Regions from separate parts of the Homo sapiens genome. Here region 1 is linked to region 2. Evidence: read pairs that join two places in POLR2A ChIA-PET (ENCODE). Cell type or tissue: HepG2. All regions are shown on one strand. Each heading gives the region's core, and the rest is flanking DNA. Links, peaks and the distances in the headings are about the cores only. Region 1 has its middle 42 kb from the start of EML4. Region 2 overlaps EML4 (EMAP like 4).

Region 1 (6,872 bases), core at 1,561-4,060, 63 kb after region 2:
ATTGCACTCCAGCCTGGGCAACAAGAGTGAAACTCCGTCTCAAAAAAAAAAAAAAAAAAAGGCACAGTGATGGGCAGCATTTCCAGTGCCAGGTAGGCCCAGGGCATAGTCTATAAGTGGTGGTGGGGGGCCAAAAAAAGGGGACTGGAGCCACTCTGAATAACAAAAGCAAAGTCATATTTTAATTTAGTTGGATGGAATATGTTGCCTTTAGAAAGACCTCCTCACTAATACAGAATTAGGTTGAGAATGATTGTCTTTGGGGTGTGTGCATGTGTGTGTGTGAGAGAGAGAGACAGAACGAGAGAGAGAGAGAGATCTAAGAGTTACTCATAGGAGATCAGAAAACCATAGGAAGAGTGAGGAGGAATATGTTGACCTCAAGCTGGCGGAAGAACCCTGAAAAGAATAAGAAAAGGAGAAATGAAGCCTACTATGGATTATTTTGGGAATCATCTAACTATGTGGCATGATTCCTATCTGAGTAACTCAGACTGTGAAAAATGTATTGCTGTGGATTATCCATATATTACAGATTAGCCTATTTGGGGAAGAGGGGTAGACATTGTGAACCCTTTTGAGTGGGAATATCATAAAAGAGGGTTCCATTAAAATGTAAGCACTGTGAGGGCTTGAATTTTTGTCATTTGTGTTTACTGCTCTATTCTAGCACCTAGAACAATGTGTCATTCCTGTGTCACCTCTTGTATCAGTTCCCTACTGCTGGTGTAACAAATTACCACAAATTTAGTGACTTAAAACCACACATTCATTATTGTCCTGATCTGGAGGTAGAAGACCTAAAATCCAGGTGTTGGCAGGGCTGCGTTCATTCCCGAGGCTTTGGGGGAGAAGGAGTTTTCTAGCCCTTTTCTGAAGGTTGCCTGCGTTCCTCGGTTCCCGCCTCACATCACTCTGACCTATGCTTCCATCCTCTCATTTTCTCTGATTCTGACTCTCCTGCCTCCTTCTGTCCCTCATGAGGATCCTTGTGATTACATCATGCTTACCTGGATAAGCCAGGATCATCTCTCCATCTCAAGGTCTTTAACTTAATCACACCTGCAAAGTCCATGTAAGGTAAGATATTCACAGGTTCCAGAATGTGGACATTTTTGGGGATCATTATTCTGCCTACTACACCCCTGAGGCCACCATCAGTGTCATGTCAAGGGAAGAGGGCAGCCCTGAGTCCTGGGGCAGGACCCACAGTGCTGTGAGCGGAGGTCCCAGCTGAGTGTGGAGTTTAGGGACAGGTAAGAGCAGAGGGACAGGCTGCTGTGTGGACTGGCTTTGGGAATAAGAAACTTACTCCCTGTGTGCAGATATACTGGAGGAAGGTGCTTTTCAGTGACAGAGGCAGAAGGATAGATTCTGCTGTTATGACTACAAGGGCTGTCCAAGCAGCAGACACTCAGATTACAGCTCTTTTCCGGTTTGGGTGTTAAGAATTTGAGACAATTTGAAAAGTGTAGTGCCTGCTTTATGGCAGATGTGCAACTCACTAAGAGCCATCTATTATTAATACCAGAGGGTGAGGGGCCAGGGAGGTTCCAGGGCCCCAGCTGTCTGGGGAGGCAGGTCACATGGCTCTATATCCCCAACCCTGGGGAAACAGGAAGAAGAACTGTCAAAAGGGAATAAGGTATGGGGCAGGTGTGCAGAGGTAGAGTTTCAAATGCTCTTTATCTTAACTTCTTCCCACGCAAGCTAGGAGGAAGCATCTGGCCGGTTCTTTAATGAAACTTGGAACTCACTGCTGCAGTCAAGAAGGAAATATTCCTGCGGTTTTTCTGTGAGGGAAGAAAGTAATAAATCTTTCTGTTGTTGAAGCAACACCTTTCAGTGGTGTAGCTCTGAGAGGGATATATTATTCTTAAAGTGTATGTGCTTGAGAGTTTGTTACCATCAGGCCATCGGGAAGCTTCACAAAGGTCCTGAAGGTCAGGAACAAAGCATAGGAACAGAATGCGTGGTTAGGAGCTGGTAGTCACAAACTCTGGAGCAGTCACAGATGATGCAGATTTAAGAAATCTACATTCCTTTTAGAACAGTTAGATTTTTGGGGTGAGTGCTGGCTCTGGAAAGCCCGTTTGTATCTCCCTGTGGATTTCCTGAGGAGCCCCTCCTCCAAAATGGGGCATTCCATAATTAGCGCCTGCTTAGATCAGTCATGTGTGGTAGAAGAAGAGGACAAGATCTCGTTTTTAAGGAGATCACTTATTCTGCAAAAATGTGTTGAATCCTTGCCATATGCCTGGCACTGTTCTAGGTGCAGGGGATACGGTAGCGACCAAAACACAAAACAAATAATAAATCTGTTTTATCTGGTTGTGATAAGGAGGATAGAGGCAAATAAGGCAGAATAAAGGGCTCAAGAGTAGCAGTGGGTGTGCTGTCTGACATAGTGTGGCCAGGGATGGCCCCCTTAAGAATGGGATACTTGTGCAGAGACCTGAAAGAAGCAGAAAAGGCTGAGGGGCAAGTCAAACAGACATCTACAGAGTGCTCCAGGCAGAGGGAACATCCACCAAAGCATATGCAACAGCTCAGTTTTAGTGAGTGCTCTGTGCAGTGCTGGCCCAGATCTCAACATCCGTTCCTCTTGTTAGGCATAGCCCTCACCCACACTGCAGCTCCTGGCAACTCCTTGGTGTAATACATCCCAGTCCCTGGCATAATCTTGCATAAAGTGATGAGAACCTGGAGGAGGGCAACAGCAAGAAGGCATAAGAGTTTTTGAAGGGAAAATCAACAGCATGTTGTGACTATATATGGGGGCTGACTTGGGTTTTGCATCTAGGAGCCTGGGGTTAGAATGTCCAGCCATAAGGTAGCAGCCCAAAGCCTGTGTGGCATCTTTGTGACTCAGGATGGATTTATCAGTCTGTCCTTGAGGCAAAGGCTCACTCCAAATTCCATGTTTGTGTAGTCCCCACCTTTATTCGGTAAGTCGACCCAATGTAGCTGCTGTGCCTAAATCTCCTGAGCTTTCATGTATAAAGGACAGAGAAGACAAAGTTAGAGTGCACAGCAAACAGAAATGTTTATACTGAGATTGCTTTTGTGTGAAGCAGCATTTTCCCTCTGCTCCATTCACAGACAAGCCTGATTAGTGGAAATGTACATTGGATTTTTCAAAAACTTTTTTGCTGAATGGTTTCTACTTTCAAGGTACTATCTTCCCGAGAAGTGTGTTTCTATCTTGACAATATAACTTCAAATGATAGGTGTAAAGTGGTTTTTTTGAAAAAAAAAGGTGGTTTGCAAATGAGGAAGTAATGCTCTTTTAATACCTTGACTACTCAGGGGGGATGGAGCAAAGTCAGGCTCTGACATGCCTCTTGTTTCAAGTTCTGAAGGCTCTTGGACTGCAGCCTTTCCACAGCTTACCTCGAGTTGGCTAAGCACCTTTCCTCATGAGTAAAATGCAAATAGCAAGGTTGTTAGGGCCCGGGCATTTCTTTCTTTCTCCTGGGGAGTTTGTGAATTTCTAGGGTGTTTCTTTGCTGAGCTGAGATTTTATGAAATAAACAGTGTAAAGAGTCTTACTGTAATGGCTCCCACTAATACTAAATGCTAAATAGATACCAATAGATACCAAATAAATAAATACTAGTGTCTACAGAGCTTATGTTAAAAACGAAAGTCCTGGCTGGGTTCGGTGGTTCATGCCTGTAATCCCAGCGCTTTGGGAGGCCGAGGTGGGCAGATCGCCTGAGGTCAGGAGTTTGAGACCAGCCTGGCCAACATAGTGAAACCCCATCTCTTCTAAAAATACAGAAAATTAGCCGGGCATGGTGGCAGGTGCCTGTAATCCCAGCTACTCAGGAGGCAGAGGCAGGAGGATCGCTTTAACCCCGGCGGCAGAGTTTGCAGTGAGCCAAGATTGCGCCATTGCACTCCAGCCTGGGCAACAAGAATGAAACTCCATCTCAAAAAAAAAAAAAAAAAAAGGAAAGTCCTTATTAGTTAGAGATGCATGCTGAAGTATGTATTAGTGAAGTGATGCTGTGTCTGGGATTTGCTTTTTAAAATTCCAGCAAAAAAAAAAAAAAAAAAAAAAAAGAATAGTTGTGGGGGTGAGGGGCAATAGATGAAACAAGATTGGTGTATGTTGAGATTATCCAAGCTGGATGGTGGGTACATGGGGGTTCATTTTTACGTTTCTCTCATTTTGTGTGTGTTTGAAAATTTTCATGACAAAAACTTAAAAGAGAGAGAGAGAGAAAAAAAATGTCAATGTCTGATGCACTCTTTTCCCTCTTGACTCTGTTGTTACATAATAAACAGGGATCCTAATGTGGGGAATTTGATTATGGGAGTTTTTGCAGTATGACTTCAACGAAGAGAAAAGTTTGATGGATTATTTCTGGAGAGCGGAGTAGTCAAGGTTTCCAAGAAAAGTGATGTTGAAATGAATAATGAAGATTCCCTGCTCAGTGATGCAGCCCTTTCAGGCTCTTGACAAATGTTCTGGGAAATTGTGGAAGTGATCATTGTCACCTATGCAGCTCAGCACTGATTTGTGCAACATAGGAAAGACCCGCATACCCCAGCAGTTTCACTCAGTCCCTCGAGGACTTCAGTGAAATCTACTTGTACCTGGTGCCCAGTGTGGCAATTGCAGGTCAGTCCTGCATCCTGGCCATCTGGACGTGGTATTCTTAAAAGCCTCAGTGTTTTCCAGCCGGGACACCATTGAGGGAGGTGTATGCAGTGCAATCAGGCAGCTTGCAGCCAGTCTTTGGCAGTCTCACTAAGCCCAATCAGAAGGGCTGGAATGCAACACGGGAAGTTCTTCTTAGCCCCAGTCGCTAGGTCTGTAGGGTGGGGTGGAAATTGGCTTCTGGGTGACCACACCCAGCTCCCTATCCACTCTGCCCAGAGACTTTACATCCTCAACAGCTGCTGTCTGTGTTTGGCTTTCAACTCCTCTGCCTTGACCCAGCTCCCAGAGACCAGTTTACAGGAGACAACTGTGACACTAGCGTTCCGATCATATCTGACCTCAGCCCCCTCCTCATGGCCCCTCCTGCCACACACATTGTATGCCTTCATTTCCTTTCTAAGACAAGATTTATCTCAGAAAGTGGATCTTTGGTTAGCTCATGGCTTTGCTCTTGAGTTTCTTGAAACTTATTCCAAAAGCTCGTCACTTAAAATACAGGAAAAAATTGGCTAATTTTCTTTTAATGGGCTTCAGTAGAATAAAGAATAAGACGATGTAGATATATTTATTGTGAATTGCTTGGACTGCTCTGGAGTATGAGAATGGACAGTTAGTGATGCTTTATGAAGTTTCTTGGCCCTTCTGTATCATCATTAGTTTTATTTTTATTTATTTATTCATATTTATTTATTTATTTTTGAGACAGAGTCTCGCTCTGTCACCCAAACTGGAGTGCAGTGGCGCAATATCAGCTCACTGCAAACTCCGCCTCCTGGATTGAAGTGATTCTTCTGCCTCAGCCTCCCGAGTAGCTGAGATTACAGTCACCTGCCACCATGCCTGGCTAATTTTTGTATTTTTAGTAGAGGCAGGGTTTCACCATGTTGGCCAGGCTGATCTGAAACTCCTGACCTCAAGCAATCTACCCGCCTCAGCCTCCCAAAGTGCTGGGATTACAGGCGTGAGTCACTGTGCCAGGCCCCACCATTAGTTTTATAAATCAAGATATAACATGTGTTATGAACTTCTGTGGTACTGCCTTTTTAAGAGCTCATCATCCCTGAAAATCATTCAAACCCTTCAACATGGCAACAGCCCTCCTGGACATTTCTACAAAGGAAATAATTAAAAAGAAGAAAAGAAATCTTTGCATGCACTAGATGTTTATAGAAGAACCACTTATAATAGTTATGGCCAGCTCACGCCCATAATTCCAGCACTTTGGGAGGCCAAGGTGGGCAGATCATGAGGTCAGGAGATTAAGACCATCCTGGCCGACATGGTGAAACCCTGTCTCTACTAAAAATACAAAAATTAGCTGGGTGGGGTGGCGCCTGCCTGTAGTCCCAGCTACTCGGGAGGCTGAGACAGGAGAATCGCCTGAACCAGGGAGATGGAGGTTGCAGTGAGCCGAGATCATGCCATGCACTCCAGCCTGGTGACAGAGCGAGACTCCATCTCAAAAAATAAAAAATAAAAAAAGAACCACTTATAATAGTTAAAAACTGGAAATAACTTAATGCGTAGCAGCAGGGGAAATGATTAAACAAGTTATGGCATATCCATGGGAAACCACGAAGCCACAAAAAAAGATCATTAGGAAGACTATGTAAGGACAAGAAAGTGTTTATTAAGTGATGTTAAACAAAAAGTGGAACACAAAAATTACATGAACATTATAATTATGCTTACATAAAATATTTCTATATCTGACTGAAGACTGGAAGAAAATCTGGGAGAAAAGAAAGTGGTTGTGGTAAGTGGCAGAAATATGACTGATGTTTTTCTTTTTGAATACTTTTAGTGTTGTTGTAGACTTGTCTTAGTAATAAATAGCTCTTTTTTGGAAAAAAAAAAAAAAAAGGATAGCCAAGCCGTAACTTGTTGTGTTTGCTTTTTACTTAGGGCAGTAACTGAGAAAACATTTCAAACATAGAGGAAGTCACATCAGCAACTATGAAGTGTTGAGGTCAAAATATGACGTTTCAATAATGAGGACAGTCAGGTGGAGAGATCTGAAGATAACAGATACAGGAATACAGGAAATGGGTCAAAGAAGACAGTTTTGGGGGTAGGATTTGCATTGCTGAATACTTACGAAAAGAAACAAACTCACAGGCTTACAGGCTTAGATTTATTAGTCTATATTAGGGCTGAGGATACCTGTGAACCAAAAATAAATAAATAAATAAAAACAGAG
Region 2 (6,872 bases), core at 1,844-4,343:
AATTTGTTTCCATAGTACAAGTCAACAATGATATAAATTATCCAGTGCAAAAAAAAAAAAAAGAGAGAGAGAGAAGTGAAAAATACAGATCTGGATTAGGATTCAGGACTAGATACAAAAAAAAGAAAAGAAATATAAAGAAAATAATTGAAAAATATACAAATATACTTTGCCTAATCTTATTTAAAAGGACTTGATTTCCTTAACCAAACACCACAGGATATCCCATTTCAAATAAGCCATTAACATTACACATTAAAAATTTATGATGACTATCTTTTTGTGTATATTTATATAGGCTATAAAAACAATGATTAATAAAATTTAAAATGAGCAAACATGAATTACCCTAAAAATGGTAAAAGGGAAATTCTGCAACTATTTCACAATAAAGTAATGTTAACACAGTTTAAAATAAGACTGCAGGTCAGGCACAGTGTTTCAGGCCTGTAATCCCAGCACTCTGGGAGGCCAAAGGGAGAGGATCACTTGAGCCCAGGAGTTCCAGACAGTACAGGCAACATAGTGAGATCCTGTCTCTACAAAACATAAAGATACTAGCTGGGTATGGTGGTGCATGCCTGTAGTCCCAGCTACCCAGGAGTCTGAAGCAGGAAGACTGCTTGAGCCCAGGAGGTCAAGGCTGCAGTGAGCCATGATTGTGCTGCTGCACAACAGCCTAGGTGACATACCAAGACCCCACTTCATTAAGAAAAGGAAAAAAAAAAAAGAACGCCTATAATGACTCAATAGATAGATGACAAAAGTGAAAACTTAAAAGCAAAATATATCAACAATGTCCCTTTAAGAAATCTCAGCAATGAAAAAGGTCAAAACTTAAAGGAATTTAAATCATTTTAGTTCTCATTATAGCATCAGATTGGGTTTGGCCCTAAGAAATAAAATTGCAACAGCAACTTCTTTGCTAAGAAATTTTCCACTGTCAGTCTAAACAATCACACAGCAGACACCATTCTAAATGCTTTTACTCTTTTTATCGTTCATCTAAAAACCAGCTTCTACTAATTTTTCCTTCAGCAGAATAAACTGCATGCACGTTTTGCAGTACAGACATGTGTCAGTTCTGAGAAATGCATCACAGGCAATTTCATTGTGCAAAATCACAGAATGTACTTACACAAACCTAGATGGTATAGCCTACTACAGACCTAGGCTATACGGTATAACCTATTGCTCCTAGGCTATAAACTTGTACAGAATACTACTGCACTGAATACTGTAGGCAATGGTAACACAATGGTATGTAAGCACAGAAAAGGTACAGTAAAATACAGTATTAAAATCTTATGGAAATACCCTCATATGTGGTATATGACTGTTCTTTACTATGAAACATATTGTACTGCAGCTAAAGACTAAGGTTTGGCTAAGTGGAGCCAACCAGCCAAACATGTCAGTTTCCACCACCTCCCTGACATACACTATACTACCTCAGAGTCTGCAAAGCAGTTTCATGACTGTTGAGTTTCACCAATCACTCCTCCAGATTAGCAAAACCCTAAATGCTTTCTGCAGATGCACCAAGAATCTCAGGGTCTCTAGATAAGGACCACAGAAAAGTGAAAATCATGATACTGGAATCAGTTGCTCTGAAGACTCAGAGAAGAGCAACTGCTTCATTTATCACTGTTTTTCTGGGTTTTTGAATCCTAGTGGGAGCCAGTTATTCTAGCAAAATCCTTCATGCTTTAATGTCTGGGGTTTACAAATGATGCTCACCTATTTCTCATCTAACTCTTCATATTGCAATCAAAGAGGCAAGAGATGACCAAGATTTTTTTCATAAAAGGACTCTAGTATTTGAGGGACTGGAGTGGTCAGAATATGGTCTTTTAAAAAGAAAACAGTAGGCTGGGCACGGTGGCTGATGCCTGTAATCCCAGTACTTTGGGAGGCTGAGGCAGGTGGATCACTTGAGGTCAGGAGTTTAAGACCAGTCCGGCCAACGTGGTGAAACCCTGCCTTTACTAAAAATATAAAAATTACCCAGGCATGGTGGTGGGTGCCTGCAATCCCACCTACTCAGGAGGCTGAGGCGGGAGAATCTCTTGAAGCCAGCAGGCAGAGGTTGCAGTTAAGCACCAAGATTGTGCCACTGTACTCCAGCACGGGCAACAGAGGAGCAAGACTACACCTCCCCCCCCCAAAAAAAAAAACAAAAAAACAACAAAAAAAAACCAGCAAAGAAAAGAGTAACTTTCACTGAGGTATAAGACCCAGACTCTTGGGGAAATTACATTCAAAACTAGGGATTTTTTTTTTTTTTGAGACAGTTTCCCTCTTATTGCAATGGCCTGATCTCGGATCACTGCAACCTCGCCTCCCAGGTTCAAATGTTTCTCCTGCCTCAGCCTCCCGAGTAGCTGGAATTACAGGCATGTGCCACCATGCCTGGTTAATTTTGTATTTTTAGTAGGGATGGAGTTTCACCGTGTTGGCCTGGCTGGTCTCAAACTCCTGACCTCAAATGACCTACCTCAGCCTCCCAAAGAGCTGGGATTACAGGTGTGAGCCACCGTGCCCGGCCAGGTTTCTTATTGACCTCAGGTGATCCGCCCGCCTCAGCCTCCCAAAGTGTTGGGATTATAGGCGTGAGCCACCACGCCCGGCAAAACTAGGGATTTTTAAAATTCAGTTTGAGGTGGTGATAAAACATAAAGTGGCAACGGCAAAGAGAACTGAGCATAATACAAATAGGTAAATGAAAAGAGCATAAAATTAAATAATTTTAAATCAATATTAAACAATGTCAACAGACACAATTTGGGGTGGCTAATTCATAATTCCCCCAGGTGGCCATGTCTGCACTACCCTATCCTTCATTTGAGAAACTATCCACTCTCCCTCCTATTTTTCTAAACATTGGTTCTAAATGAGAACTCTTATCTTCCTACATGACCCTGCCCTTTCAACACATAATGATTAACAGGGGGATGAAATTTTGATGTAACAGGACCAAAGTCCTGCCTTAGAATTTCTCAAACTAGTGTTGAGGGAGGGAAACTTTGAGGATGTTGTTCCAGAGCTACCGGTAGCCATGACCACTGCTGCTGGGGGAAGATCATTTCAGAGAATAAAGCCAACATATAGAGAGAAATGGAAGAGACAGAGTTCTAATGATAATGTATAACTTACCCTCAATTATGTACATAATACATATTTTACTTTATATTAAGCATGACACACACTTCCCATGGTTATTCTAAGAATTAAAAAAAATAATGAACATAAAGGCACTTTGTAAACTAAGTTTATCAGGGCTTACTATTCAACGAATGCAATCACTTTGTCTTTCAATTTAAAAAGTATGCACATATATAAAGTAGAAAAGGTAGGTAATAAAATTCAATGTAAGATATGACTATAACCATAAAACAAATGCACAAGACCAGGGGCCTGCAAACTGGCTACACAGCCAAATCTGGCCTGTCAACTGTTTTTGTGTGGCCTGCACACAAAGAATGGTTTTTGCATTTTTCAATGTTTGGGGAAAAAAATGAGTAAAAGAATTTTTTGCAATATGTGAAAGTTACCTTAAGTTCAAATTTCAGTGTCCATAAATAAAGCTTCACTGGAACACAAGCAGGCTCATTTGTTTACATATTGTTTATGGCTGCTTTCATGCTACAACAGAGTTAAGAAGCTGCCTTTACAGAAAGTTGCCAACCCCTATGCAAGACTATAAAGATACACACCAAAACACTTAAAATTATTGTGTCAGGAAGTCAGGATCATAAGTAATTTCATCTAGTCTCTACCTTTCCAATGTCTGAGATGTGATATTACTTTTTATGAAAACAAAACTTAAAAAAATAGCTTCTATCTGATTTCCCATCATTCACTGTATAGCTCATCTAATTCATCTAAGTCTTCCCCACATCACTAAATAGTACTACCAAGTTGATCAAGCTGAAAAACTAGGAGTTATCTGTGATTCATTGGTTTTCTTCGTCCCTTACATCCATTCATCAAGCACATCCATAGGCCCCTCAAAATATATCCCAAACCCTACCGTTTCTTTTGCCATCACTACTCAAACTCTAGTCACCATTATCTTTCATCACTACTCCTGCAAGAACCTCCTAACTATGACCTGACATTGTGGGGGGACTCAGCAGGAGGAGGGAATGGGAGGGAAGAGACTTAAGGTTGCAAAGAATAGAAAGTCTGGCAACAAAAGAGAATATAGATAACACATACACACTCAAATAGTCTAAAGCTTAAGTTCTATCATCCTGACAAGAACATCTTTAATTCTTAAAATAATTTTCTCAAGGAATATTTCTGCTTTCTTTTAACAAATCTTGCCTCTTCCCTGCATTTCTAAATTTAAAATCAAATTATAAGCACCTCTTCTGGTTGTAAAACACCATCACCTAAAAAAAAAAAGAGCCCAATTTTGATGACTTTTTTTTTCCTCTTTGCATTTCAGATTGGGAATTTTGACTTCGTAATATGTCTCATGATGTTAGTAACCAAGGAAATGGATTAGCTGTCTTCATATAGCTATATAATTAAATAAAATTTTGTGATTGAATTATTCATAAAACACTCTTTCTTCAGTATTCAACATAAGAGAACAACAGCAAATGAAAAAAGTATCGTATAGTGGAAAGCACCGTATTTTGAAAGGCATGACTTGGGCTTCAGTGCTTTATCACACTAACTGTATGATATCAAACCAGCCCTCTTAAACCTTATAGTTTCCTCTTTTATAAAATACAGATATTAATGTCTGTTCTAATTCCTAAGATTGTTAGTGAATTAAGGAGATCATGTTTTTGAAAGTAATTTTATTATCATTTATTTGAGACAGGTTCTCGCCCTGTCACAGAACCTGGAGTGCAGTAGCAAGATCACAGCTCATTGCCACCTTGAACTCCTGGTCTCATGCAATCCTCTCGTCTTGGCCTCCCAAGTAACAGGGACTGCAGATATGCACTACCACGCCTGGCTCACTTATTTTCTCTCTAGTAGAGACATGGTCTTGCTATGTAGCCCAGGCTGGTCTTGAACTCAATCTAGGAGAGACATGATAAAGGCCTGAAACAGGTCTCCTCCTCTCTTCCCTTGGTAGTGGGATAGGAGACATGGACAGATTTAAAATTAAAGAGGAAAAATCAGCAAGACTCTCTTATAAATCAGGCACTTCATGAATATAATTTCAGGTGCTCCCCACAGTAACTCTGAAATATTATCACTGTTTTAAAAATAAGGCTCGTGGTTCGTCATGGTGGCTCATGCCTGTAATCCCAGCACTTTGGGAGGCCGAGTAGGGAGGACTGCTTGAGCCCAGGAATTTGAGACCAGCCTAGGCAACAAAGTGAAATCCCATCTCTTAAAAAACTTAAACAAAAAGGCTCAGAAAAGCTGTAAGTGGGATAACTGGAGTTGGAACTTTAAAAAGTCCATGCTCTTTTTACTGATTTTGCTATGTCTATTTTTACCTGGGAATAATGCTGCCTACCTGGGCTCAAGCGATCCTCCTGCCTTGGACTCCCAAAGCGCTGGGATTACAGGTGTAAGCCACCATGCTTGGCCCTTGAAAGTAATTTTAAAAGTAGGCTGGGCATGGCGGTTCACACCTGTAATCCCAGCCCTATGGGAAGCCAAGGTGGGCAGATCACCTGAGGTCAGTAGTTCAAGACCAACCTGGCCAACATGGTGAAACTCCATCTCTACTAAAAACACAAAAATTAGCCAGGCATGGTGCAGGTGCCTGTAATCCCTGCTACTCGGGAGGCTAACACAGGAGGCAGAGGCTGCAGTGAGCCAAGATCGCACCACTGCACTCCAGCCTGGGTGACAAAGCAAGACTCTGTCTCAAAAAAAAAGTAATTTTAAAAGTAAACCCTAAAATATAAGTACCCAGGAGCAGTGGTTCACGGCCTGTAATCCCAGCACTTTGAGAGGCTGAGACTGGCGGATCACTTCAGCCCAGGAGTTTGAGACCAGCCTGGGCAACATGGCAAAAACCCTTCTCAACAAAAAAATACAAAAATTAGCCAGGCATGGTGGTGTGCACCTGTAGTCCCAGCTACTCCGCGAGGTGAGTGGGAGGATCACCTGAGCCCAGGAGGTCCTCTACATTATTTTCCATTTCCTCTACATTATTTTTCAAATATATAAAAATTTTAATTGAAACCTTTACTATCAGCTATAGTAATTAAGACAAGGTGGTATTTGCTTAGTGACAAACAGAGACTGACATAACAGAATACAGAGTGCAGAACTCCATCTACACATATGTGGTCTGTTGATTTTCAGCAAAGGTGCCAAGGTAATTCAATGGAAAAAGGCTAATCTTTCCGATTAGTTCAATTGTGCTGGAACAAAAATCATCAGTGTGCAAATAAACGAAACTTGACTTTGTACCCTATACAAAAATTAACTCTAAAGAGATCATCGACCTAAAAATAAGAGCAAAAACTAAGAAATAATAAGAATCTTTGTGACCCTGGGTTAGGCAAAAATTCCTTAAGTAGGACACAAAAAGTATAAACTACAAAAGAAAAAAATAAGTTGAACATCAAAATAAACTGATAAATGGATTTCATCAAACTAAAAAACTTTCACTCTTCTAAAGACTGTTAGTTTATGAAAGGGCAAGCCACAGACTGGGAGAAAATATTTGCAAACCACATTTTTTATAAAGGACTTGTACCCAAAGCATATAAAATACTCTCAAAACTTAAGGCAACCATTTTTTTTTAAAAAAAATGAGCACCAAATAGGAGAATTCATAGAGAAAGAAAACAGATTCATGGTTGCTAGGGCCTGAAAGAAGATGTATACTCAAATGTTCACTGCAGCTTTATTCGTAACAGCCAAAACTAATAGCAACTGAAATG

Evidence for each region. ChIA-PET counts read pairs that join two places held together with the same protein. Peaks named below come from ENCODE experiments on the same cell type or tissue, not always from the same donor. Only the 100,000 strongest peaks of a DNase experiment are listed, where the experiment ranks them.
Region 1: POLR2A ChIA-PET joins it to region 2 with 10 read pairs; 12 of 35 experiments call an interaction of 5 or more read pairs at or near these places.

The regions. Positions count from the first base shown.
Region 1 is chr2:42,124,001-42,130,872 of GRCh38, reverse strand. No RefSeq gene overlaps it. Among named protein-coding and RNA genes, the nearest start is that of EML4, 42 kb to the left of the region's middle. RefSeq lists an enhancer at 3,013-3,222 and a silencer at 6,418-6,618. In HepG2, for the core only: no CTCF peak of the experiment used is centred there; a DNase peak (open chromatin) is centred at 2,952; H3K4me3 peaks cover 1,196 bases.
Region 2 is chr2:42,187,538-42,194,409 of GRCh38, reverse strand. The region is part of intron 1 of EML4 (EMAP like 4); the gene reads right to left. Among named protein-coding and RNA genes, the nearest start is that of EML4-AS1, 21 kb to the right of the region's middle. In HepG2, for the core only: no CTCF peak of the experiment used is centred there; a DNase peak (open chromatin) is centred at 2,979; H3K4me3 peaks cover 996 bases.